Regions from separate parts of the Homo sapiens genome. Here region 2 is linked to region 1. Evidence: chromatin loops called from intact Hi-C (ENCODE). Cell type or tissue: PC-3. All regions are shown on one strand. Region 1 has its middle 34 kb from the start of FHL1. Region 2 overlaps SLC9A6 (solute carrier family 9 member A6).

Region 1 (5,000 bases):
TAGTTTCGTAGAGGCAGGGTCTCGCTATATTGTCCAGGCTGGTCTCAAACTCATGGCTTGTTTAGCTTATTAAACTTTATTTTGTATATTGGAAATAATTCTTTGTGTACAGATCTGTTAGGTGTCCTCATTGTTACATCTATTGTTAGACAGAATTTTATTTTTCTTAATTTCATTGGTTGCCTGAATTGACTATATATGTGGTACCACCTGTTAAAAGCAGATTTTGATGAGGAAGGGGAGAAAGAGGATAAAAATAACCTCTCCCTCAAGTCCCATTTCATGATGGAAGCTAGGATTCCAGTTCAGTGGCCAGGCTAAATGGTCACTTGATGCCAGTAGTGAGCTACTGCCACTGGATTTCTTTCAGTCAGCTTCACAATCGACACCAAATCCTGCAGCTGACGTGACTTTACTGCAATTCATGTTGATTGGAAAAATGGCAAAAGTCACCATCTAACCCAATCATAATATGTTTGTTTCCCAGATATAGACAGGCTGGGTTCGTCATTAGGCCTAGTGTAGTCATGCTCCCTAACTACTGTGAGTATCTGGAAGGATTGGGGAGGTATAGTGGCAGCGGCTTGTGGGACAGGCATGTGACAGCATCCTTTTGCCCCCTTGCTGCTCACCCACCTGCTTCTTGCCACCTATTGGCTCCTCTTTGTCTTCCCCTCATTCTGTCTTCTCTTTATCCTTAATCCAGTTACTTTTGAATTTTCTGTTAAGGAACCAGGAGAGCCTCAGCATGAAAATAATTGGCTTAAGTATTCAAAGTACCAGAGCAACATACTTTATAATTCTTGGACTGCCTGATTGTTACTGCTGCAGTGGTTTGTTGGGTATTAAATGAGACTTAGGGTATTTTGTAAACGTTTTCTGACATACAATTTGAAAGTTGAATTTTGTCACCTTACAAACTTAGTTATTCCTGCAACTTTTAAAACCCCCCTAAATTTTCCTTATGTGTTCATGATTATCCCCATAGCAGATAATGGCCACATGCGTGCTGATATGAAGGATTTGCTCCAGGGCTAATTGATGGGAGCAGAGCTGCCCAGTTGCTGAATTGTAAGGAAACAGTTCATGGAGCGCCAATGCCAATTTAGGAAAAGTATGGGGCTGAGTACTTAGTAAGATGAAATAAAAAAATATTTATCCAGTGCTTACTCTAAGGAGAAGGCACTTGGCTAGGTTTGCTAGATGCTGTGGGGAGCCTTAAAACAACAGTGATCTCTTCAAGGCCGGGCGTGGTGGCTCATGCCTGTAATCCCAGCACTTTGGGAGGCCGAGGCAGGCGGATCACTTGAGGTCAGGAGTTTGAGACCAGCATGGACAATATGGTGAAACCCCGTTTCTACTAAAAATACAAACATTAGCTGGGTGTGGTGGCATCTGCCTGTGGTCCCAGCTACTCAGGAGGCTGAGGCAGGAGGATCACTTGAACCTGGGATATGGAGGTGGCAGTGAGATGAGATTGTGCCACTCCACTCCAGCCTGGGCGACAGAGAGAGACCCTGTCTCAAAAAAAAAAAAAAAAAAAAAGTACTAGCGATCTCTTCAAGCAAAGAACGCCCATTCTAATTGGAGAAGCTGTTAAAGACACATGAAGGATGTGGTGGAAAGAGTATTGAACTGCATAGGGTGTGGGGAGAGAGTCAGGAGTTTTGAATCCTAGCCTGAGTTCTGCCACTAAGCATTGGAAACTCTGGGCAAATCATCTCCCCACTCTGGGTCTCAGTTTATAAAAAGGCAAATGAACGAGATCATCTCTAAGATATTCTGTAGATTGATTCATAAATGTGGAAGAGATTCTGGAAAACGGAAGCTTGAGCCCAGGAGTTCCAGACCAGCCTGGGCAACATGGTGAGACTCTGTCTCTACAAAAAATACAAAACATTAGCCTGGTGAGGTGATGTGTGTTTGTAGTCCCTGTTTCTCAGGAGGCTGAGGTGGGAGGATCACATGGGCCCAGGAGGCTGCAGTGAGCTATCACCTGGGAGCTTGTTAGAAATGCAACTTTCATGGGCCCCACTCCAGACCTAGGGAATCAGAAACGCTGGGGATGGGGCCCCGCCATCTGTGTCCTAACAAGGTCCTCTCTCAGGAGATTTTGAGGCACAATAAAGTCTGACAATTACAGGCTATAGGAATTTGGGTCAGTGGTTCTCAGCCTCTGCCATACAATAGATTCATCTGGGGGAACTTTGTTGGGGGTGGGGCGCTGACTTTGTTTGTGCTGCTGTAACAGAATATCTGAGACTGGATACCTTATAAAGAACAGAAATCTATTTCTCACGGTTCTGGAGACTGGGAAGTCCCAAGATCAAGGTGCAAACAGGTTCGATTGTTAAGGGCTGCTCTCTGCTTCCAAGATGACACTTTAGTTCTCCAGCCTCCAGAGGGGAGGAACGCCCTGCCCTCATGTGGCGGAAGGCAGAAGGGCAAGAGAGCCAAAGGCTCTGTTGAAGCTTTAATCCCATCCACCAGGGAGGAGCTCTCCCGGTTTAATCACCCCACCTCTTAGAGGCCCCACCTCTCAATACCATCACATTGTCCATTAAGATTCAACACCTGAATCTTGGACACATGAAAACCGTAGCAGGCACCCAGGCATCACTAGTTGCTTTGGCTCTCCAGGTGCCGCCAATTTTGAGAATCACTGGTTTAGGGGAAAGTGGCATGAACCAAGACTTCTGTCATTCTCTAGCTGCAATGAACGTCAGATGCAGGGAGTCAGCCAAAGCCAGAGGCTTGAATTTCACTCAAAGAAACTTGGCCTTTAGATTACAATGGAGAAAGGTTTTTGGCAATGGGAGTGATACATCCGAGGTGGAACATTTGAGAGATGATTCTGATGCTAGCTATGTGAAGAAGAGGGCATACCCATAGTTAAGAAATCTGATGAAATAGTCTGGTGTGAAGTGATAATGGGCCAAATTAGGACCTTAGAAATGAAATTATAAGGAAGAAAATGTATGAAAGCTCTTTTGCAGGAAAAATGGGCAGGGTTTGGCGATGGTTGCTGGGGTGACAGCAATGTTAGAATGTCTTTGGTTCAGGAGTACCTCTCAGACTTCTGGGAGGGCCAGTGCTCTCTAGATGCATCTGGCAAAATTGTCATGTATGGATCTGTACAATTCTTTGTTTTTTGTTGCTTTGATTTAGGAGTTATAATGCGGAGGTGACCCACAGCAAGTTATAGAAAAATACAGAATTACAGTCACCTCAAAAGCTACTCATGGTCATCATGTCAGAGGGAAAAAATGCTGTTTTTCTTTTAAGGAAAGAATGCTTGGAGTTGTGGGAAAGTTGTAGACTTGGCAATGAGTAATTCAAGCCTATCAGTCAATTAAGTGAGTTTTTATTTTATCATTTGTTTTATTTGGGAGCTGCTGTAATAGTCATTGAGAGGACATCAGTCTTCATATTTTTAAAACAAAACAAAAATACCATTGAACATTAGGGCAAAGGACAAGAATTTCAAGGTTTTTACCTTTTGACTTCAGCAAATATTTGCTGCTCCATTTTTCTTGCTAGATTTTGCCATTTGACTTGTGTTTTTCCTTTGTTCCAATTTGTTCTTTGTGCTTGATAACTGTAGTGTACTCTATTTTTTTTTTTTTGAGACACAGTCTTGCTCTTTTGCCCAGGTTGGAGTACAGTGGTGCAATCTCGGCTCACTGCAACCTCTGCCTCCTGGATTCAAGTGATTCTCGTGTCTCGGCCTCCCAAGTAGCTGGAATTACAGGCACGCACCACCATGTCTGGCTCATTTTTGTATTTTCAGTAGAGATGGGGCTTCACCATGTTGGCCAGGCTGGTCTCGACCTCCCAAAGTGCTGGGATTACAGGCGTGCATCACTGCTCCTTGCCTCTATTCTATTTTCGATGGCTTTTTTATTCATAAGTATTCTTAAGGTTTTAATATTCCAGTTAAAAAATAAATATATTTGTCCCTTTATGTTTTTCCCCAATATACTTATTCTTCCTTTATGACCAAAAATTATTCAAATTTGCATCCAGAAATGGCTCACAGAAAGAGCTCCTTGGTATTTATTTAGGGCATGGTGGGACCTTTTGTTAGTTTCTAGGTCATGCCACATCTGGAAGGAAAGACACCTTTTATTTACTAATTTGAAAATCTATGAAAGCAGACTCAGTATTTTACAGGGTTGCATATATTCCTATGCAAAGTTGCATATATTCCTATGCAAAGTTAAAAATGACTCACTACTCCAACTTTGGTAAATGTGTGCACTTTAGTTTTTGAAAGAAGTGCAAAAATCTGCAGAAAAATCTGGACTAATCATAACTTGAAATTTTTAGTATATCTGGTAGATAACTTTTAAAAATATAACCCATCTTTTCCCAAACTGGATAGGGATAATTCCTCTCTTTGCAAATTGTGAGGAATATTATGATTGTATCATATAAAATAAATATAGAAACGTGTAGAATAAATGATCTTCCAGAGTATATAGAGGATATCACCAGATAATACTCTGTACTAAATATAAGGACACAAAACTGGACTTTATTATATTTCTATAACTGGTAATATCCTTCCAGTTTTTGCTTGTTTATTAAATGAATATACTGTTAAAGATTTGGTTATGTTGTAGATCTTAATTATGTTGGAATTATTAAAAATGAGGCATCTTTAATCTGTACTGCTTATTTCCAATAAATTATTTTGCCGAATGAGAGCCAGTTTACCAGTTCTTTTGTTAAAGAAAATGAGCCAGTGGCTACCTCAGTTGTATTTATCATTGCCTTTTATGGTAAACATTTAAAATGTGTTTTTAATGGTGCACATGCCGATGTTTCTGACCTCTATAGTAGCATAAGTATTTGAATAAAAGTGAGGTAAATGAGAAGTCTGTGCCACCCAGTCTCATCACAAGTGTACCTAATTAAGAAGATGTTTGGAATTCACTGTTCTTTGATTTCTTGGGTGGGAGAGAATATTCTGAAGGCTGTGATTAAGGAATCGTTAC
Region 2 (5,000 bases), 120 kb before region 1:
AGAGAATGGTGGTTTCAGAGATCTCTCTTCCCAAATGTGTAAATATTCTATACCAGATAAGTTTAAATAAGAAATTTAATTGCTGCTTAATTTTTGATTATGTACTTTATCTGTATAGCAGGCTTTGTCGTCAGAAGTTTTTATATCGATTTAAATTGCTGCTCTTTAGCAGCCAAACAGGAGCAAAATGTAAAATTTTTGAACTTACTGTGTCTAATCATCATTTGTTAGTCTGTAGTTAATGTCAACAGTTAATTTATGAACCCACGATCGTTCCACACTGCACCAAAGTCAGTCATAAGAGAAATCGAATATTCTGGAGCACTGATTGCAGCAGGGTGGCTCCTTTGTGTGCAGCAGGTGTAGTAGTCTTCATTTTCATGGTACGTTTTAATATTAATTACCTAAGCTGCCATGCATTTTTTTTTTTACAGTTCTCAAGGAAGAGCACAGAACAATTTCTCATTTCATATTTGGAGTATGAAAGTAGATTCTATTTTGTAATGCTGATAATACCTAAAGATGCATTGAATGCTTGGAAGAATGCTTTTTGATGTTGATTTTGACCTGTTCATGATTCAGAAGAAAAACAAACTTTTTTGGATTTTTTTTCCCTCAGGTCTGAGTAGCATTGCCTTAAATCTTATCCAGTTAGAACATTGATTTATTTACATGATGTTCAGATTTTCCAGTGAAAAATACCCTTCTGAACAAAACATGTACTTACTCTCCGAAAGGCATCTATCTGTGCTATTGCAAACACTCCTTGAGATTTTAGGGGAATTCTAATGTTGTACCCTTTCGTGGCAGCTTTGACTGTTGGCATAGCCATTTGTTATGTAGTGGTAGCGACTTTCCTGCTATGCAGGAATCCCTCCCATGACGTGTATGTTTTACATGATGTGTGCCTCTTCACGCAGTAAATAGTTTCTTGTTAATGTATGTTTGAGGAGTTTGAACGTCAGTGTCACTTACCCACAAAGTTATTCAAGTTGTAAAAGGTTATACAATAATTTAACAACTACCTTTTTTATTCTGTCGGGTTACTGACCTCACTTTATGTAAATACTTCGCATGACAAATTCAGTAACTCGTCTATTTCAGCATGCATAAGACTTTTCACTAGGGAAACTGATAAAGCTTGAGTCAACTAAATCTGCCTTCATACTTTATCAAGGGGAACCAAGCCTGCTGTGCTTACATCAGCATCTGGAAGACTTTCCTCTCCTCTAATCTGTGTACACATCTCCAAGCAAGGAAGAAAAAACAAACTCTGCTCAGACGCCTATGAAACACCTGAATGAACTTTGATGAAGTACAGTCTGAGTTACCATCATGCACAAGTAGAACTGCTCTTGGACTTGTTTTCCTGTTGTTTGTGGAACCTACGCGTTTGAATGGCTTGAACGTTGCATCTTTTAAAGTTATTTTTTAAGGTTTCTTGGCATTTATCCTAGTTGTCCGTGTTTGGCAATGTGCTGTTAAAGTAATAGACTTTTAATCTTTATGTATTTTTTGTTTTCTCTGGAGTACTTGGACAGATGTTATAGTGGTTTCTTTTAGGAAAATCTGTCATTAAAAAAGTTATAGCCTTGCAAATAACCACTCACAGTATTTGAGTCACAGTTTATTTTAGTGAGACGTAAAGAGTGCTGACTTCATTTATTTTTCTACCTATATACCTAGTGGAAAAGGGGAAGACTAATGTTTTCAAATAAACAAACAGAAACCTAACAGAACTTAACTTATGGGTTGGCAAATTTTTGGTGCTTATGTGTAAGGGTGGATGTATTTGCTTATGGTCACAATTGGACTCTTTAGGAAATATGACTCAAAGCTGTCAAATTCTATTACATTGATTTGTAGCCTGTTAGCTTAGTAATGGATAATGTTATAAAAATGCTGGTATGGGGAAAGAGAATTCTATATCCAGTTAGGTGGGAAGGCAGTTCCAAGTATATCCAGTTAGGTAGGAAGGCAGTTCCAAGTTTGGCTAAAAGCATGATCACACAAATACAAATAGTCCTCCTTCCAAGTTAAAGACACGTCTCTCTGTGCATGAGAAGTTTTATAGGCTAGAGTCTGCTGACTGCAAGTTTGTCTAGTCCAGCAATGGCACCAACCACACTGTCTGTTGTGTTTTCTTGTCATCCACTCCAGCTTCCTTGTTTATGGCCCAGTGAGAGACATTGGTGGGGGATGGTCCACACACAACAGGCTCTTTTCTTGAAGGAACCCATGTTTTCTAATTCCCTACACAAAACCCTACATTAGATCTGAGCAGGTACAGTTGTTAACCTGACCCAATGCAGGAGTATAATGAGATGAGAGTCCCCGACAGGACGTACGCCACACAGATGATGTAGTGTGAGGCTTGAAAATAAATTGGAAATGATAATAATAGTTCTCATTTTTGAGCCCTTCTTGGGTACTGGTCATGTGTATACAAGGCATTTTAAAATCTATAATCATGCATTGAGGGCACATTCTATCATCCTCAGTATACAGATGAAACTGAGGTGCAGAGAAGTCACACAGCGAGTAAGTGGCAGAGTCAGGACCCAAGTCAAGTCTGACTCCAAAGCCCAGATGCTTACTATTTTGCTGGCCCCAAAGGCAGGCTCTGCTGATTCATCCTGATTGTAACCAGAAGGATGAAGGGAATTGCAGAATTGCTTTCTAGCCTGCTGCCCCCGACCTGCTTGTCATCAGGCCAGGCTAAGGCATGAAGTCTCAGCTCTGTGCCTCCACTTGCTGCTGTGTTCTTGGCTGTCTTGTTGGCGTTCCCTGGTTGGGAGGGTCCTCGCATTCATAGCAAAGGGCCCTCCAGTGTCTTGTTGGGCCCATGGGCGAGCAGCCTGCCTAGCAGCATTTCTTCATGCTCTACCTCCCAACATTATCACCAAGGGGCCCGGATTTTATAGCAGAGTTTGCAGTCCTGAACAATGGCTTTGCATCCCCACAGTTAAGCATAGTAGAAAAAGCCCAGGCTCTGGAGTGACACAGACCTGGGTTCAAACCCAGGCTCTGCTGCTTGCTTATTGTGTAATGTTGACCACTTACTTCACTGAGCCTTTTAGTTTTCTCAGCTGTAAAGTTAATTCATTCAAGAAATATCTGAGTGCTTACTTTGTGCCACACACAGTAGAGATAGCAGCAAATAACTAAACAGTTCCAGCTCTCATGGAGAGTATTCTACGGGAGATGTAGCAATCTCATGGGGTTCTTAGGAATCATTCATGCAGGAAAGACTGATTGCCTTCTTGCCTTCTAGCAGGGGGGGATATCTTGTTTTTATGTTTTGTTTTGTTTTTGGTTTTTTGTTTGTTTGTTTGTTTTGAGATGGAGTTTCGCTCGTTTCGCTCTTGTCGCCCAGGCTGGAGTGCAATGGTACGTTCTCGGCTCACTGCAACCTCTGCCTCCCAGGTTCAAGTGATTCTCCTGCTTCAGCCTCCCGAGTAGCTGGGATTACAGATGCCGGCCACCATGCCGGGCTAATTTTTGTATTTTTAGTAGAGACGGGGTTTCACCACTTTGGCCAGACTGGTCTCAAACTCCTGACCTCAGGCGATCCACCCGCCTTGGCCTCCCAAAGTGCTGGGATTACAGGCATGAGCCACCGCGCCCAGCCGATATCTATCTTAAGTAATCAACAAATAAAAGAATCGTGGCTATGCGCGGTGGCTCATGCCTGTAATCCCAGCATTTTGGGAGGCCAAGGTGGGTGGATCACGAGGTCAAGAGATTGAGACCATCCTGGCCAACATGGTGAAACCTGGTCTCTACTAAAAATACAAAAATTAGCTGGGCATGGTGATGTGCGCCTGTAGTCCCAGCTACTCAGGAGGCTGAGGCAGGAGAATCGCTTGAACCTGGGAGGCAGAGGTTGCAGTGAGCCGAGATTATGCCACTGCACTCCAGCCTGGTGACAGAAAAAGACTCCATCCAAAAAAAAAAAAAATTATAAGTGCTAGCTGGATGTGATGGTGTGCACCTGTAGTCCCAGACACTCAACCCAGGAGGTTGAGGAAGGAGGATTGCTTCGGCCCAGGAAGTCAAAGCCACAGTGAGCTGTGATCACACCACTGCATTCCAGGCTAGGCAACAGGGCGAGAGCCTGTCTCAAAAAAAAAAAAAAAATGCAGGACAGTATGAGAGGGTACTGTAATCTGGTGATAAGGGGACTGGGGAAGATTGTCCTGATAAAGTGACATTTAGACCTCAAGTAAGTCAAGGGTCAGCCATGTGAAGCAGGGTGAGGACAAGGATCATTCCAGGCAGAGCAAACATTGATATTCCACCCGACCTTTATTCAGTCAAAACATTATTGAGTGACAAACACACCACATGCTGTGCTATCCTGTTTACATACAGTGAGGAATACCATAGACACAGGCCACCCTTGCGGCACTTACAAGTTAGTGGGGAAGACAGTAAGTATCCAACAATTACATAAGCAGAGCAAGGAGCATCTTGAACCAAAATCTGCCCCCGCAGCATCCTCTCCCTCGCCTCTGTCCCACTGGATCTCTTAGGGCGAGTTCACTCCCTGCTTTTGTGTTGCCACCTTCAGACATTTGAAAGGAGCTGGTATGTCTTCCCTGAGTCCTTCTGTCCCCATGCAAAACAACCCCATTCCCTTTCTGTCTTCAGGACATCTTCCAGAAGTCCATCATTCTTTTATGAACGCACCCAAGCGCACACTGGCTTTGTTTCAGTGGCTTCCTCACGTGCTCATCTTACAGTGGGTGGACTGTCCACAGAAAATCTGAGCCAATAGTGCCCTGCCCTCATAGAGCTTACATTCCAGTCAGGGAAGGCAGACCGTAAATCAACATACACACAAAATCATTCAAGTTGGGTAAGTGACAAATAGGAAATGAGATAGAGGGTGATGGGTGTGCGGAGGCAGGGTGGTTGTAGGAGGGACATTCAGGAGGTCTTGCTTAAGGGGTAACATTAAAACCAAGACCTGAAAGAGCCAGCCAGGCAGAGAACAG

The links. Hi-C counts contacts between places; a loop is a spot of excess contacts. Peaks named below come from ENCODE experiments on the same cell type or tissue, not always from the same donor. Only the 100,000 strongest peaks of a DNase experiment are listed, where the experiment ranks them.
Region 2: a loop joins it to region 1, with 4 times the contacts of the local background. A loop is called at or near these places in 34 of 110 quality-filtered maps.

What each region holds. Positions count from the first base shown.
Region 1 is chrX:136,160,599-136,165,598 of GRCh38, forward strand. It overlaps a transcript of FHL1 not described here. Among named protein-coding and RNA genes, the nearest start is that of FHL1, 34 kb to the right of the region's middle. In PC-3, a CTCF peak has its summit at 2,437; a DNase peak (open chromatin) is centred at 2,423; H3K27ac peaks cover 1,083 bases.
Region 2 is chrX:136,045,526-136,050,525 of GRCh38, forward strand. It overlaps SLC9A6 (solute carrier family 9 member A6), which reads left to right. Exons shown (of 18, transcript NM_001379110.1): 18 at 1-1,744. Among named protein-coding and RNA genes, the nearest start is that of SLC9A6, 63 kb to the left of the region's middle. In PC-3, no CTCF peak of the experiment used is centred here; DNase peaks (open chromatin) are centred at 986 and 1,896; H3K4me3 peaks cover 1,665 bases; H3K27ac peaks cover 3,246 bases.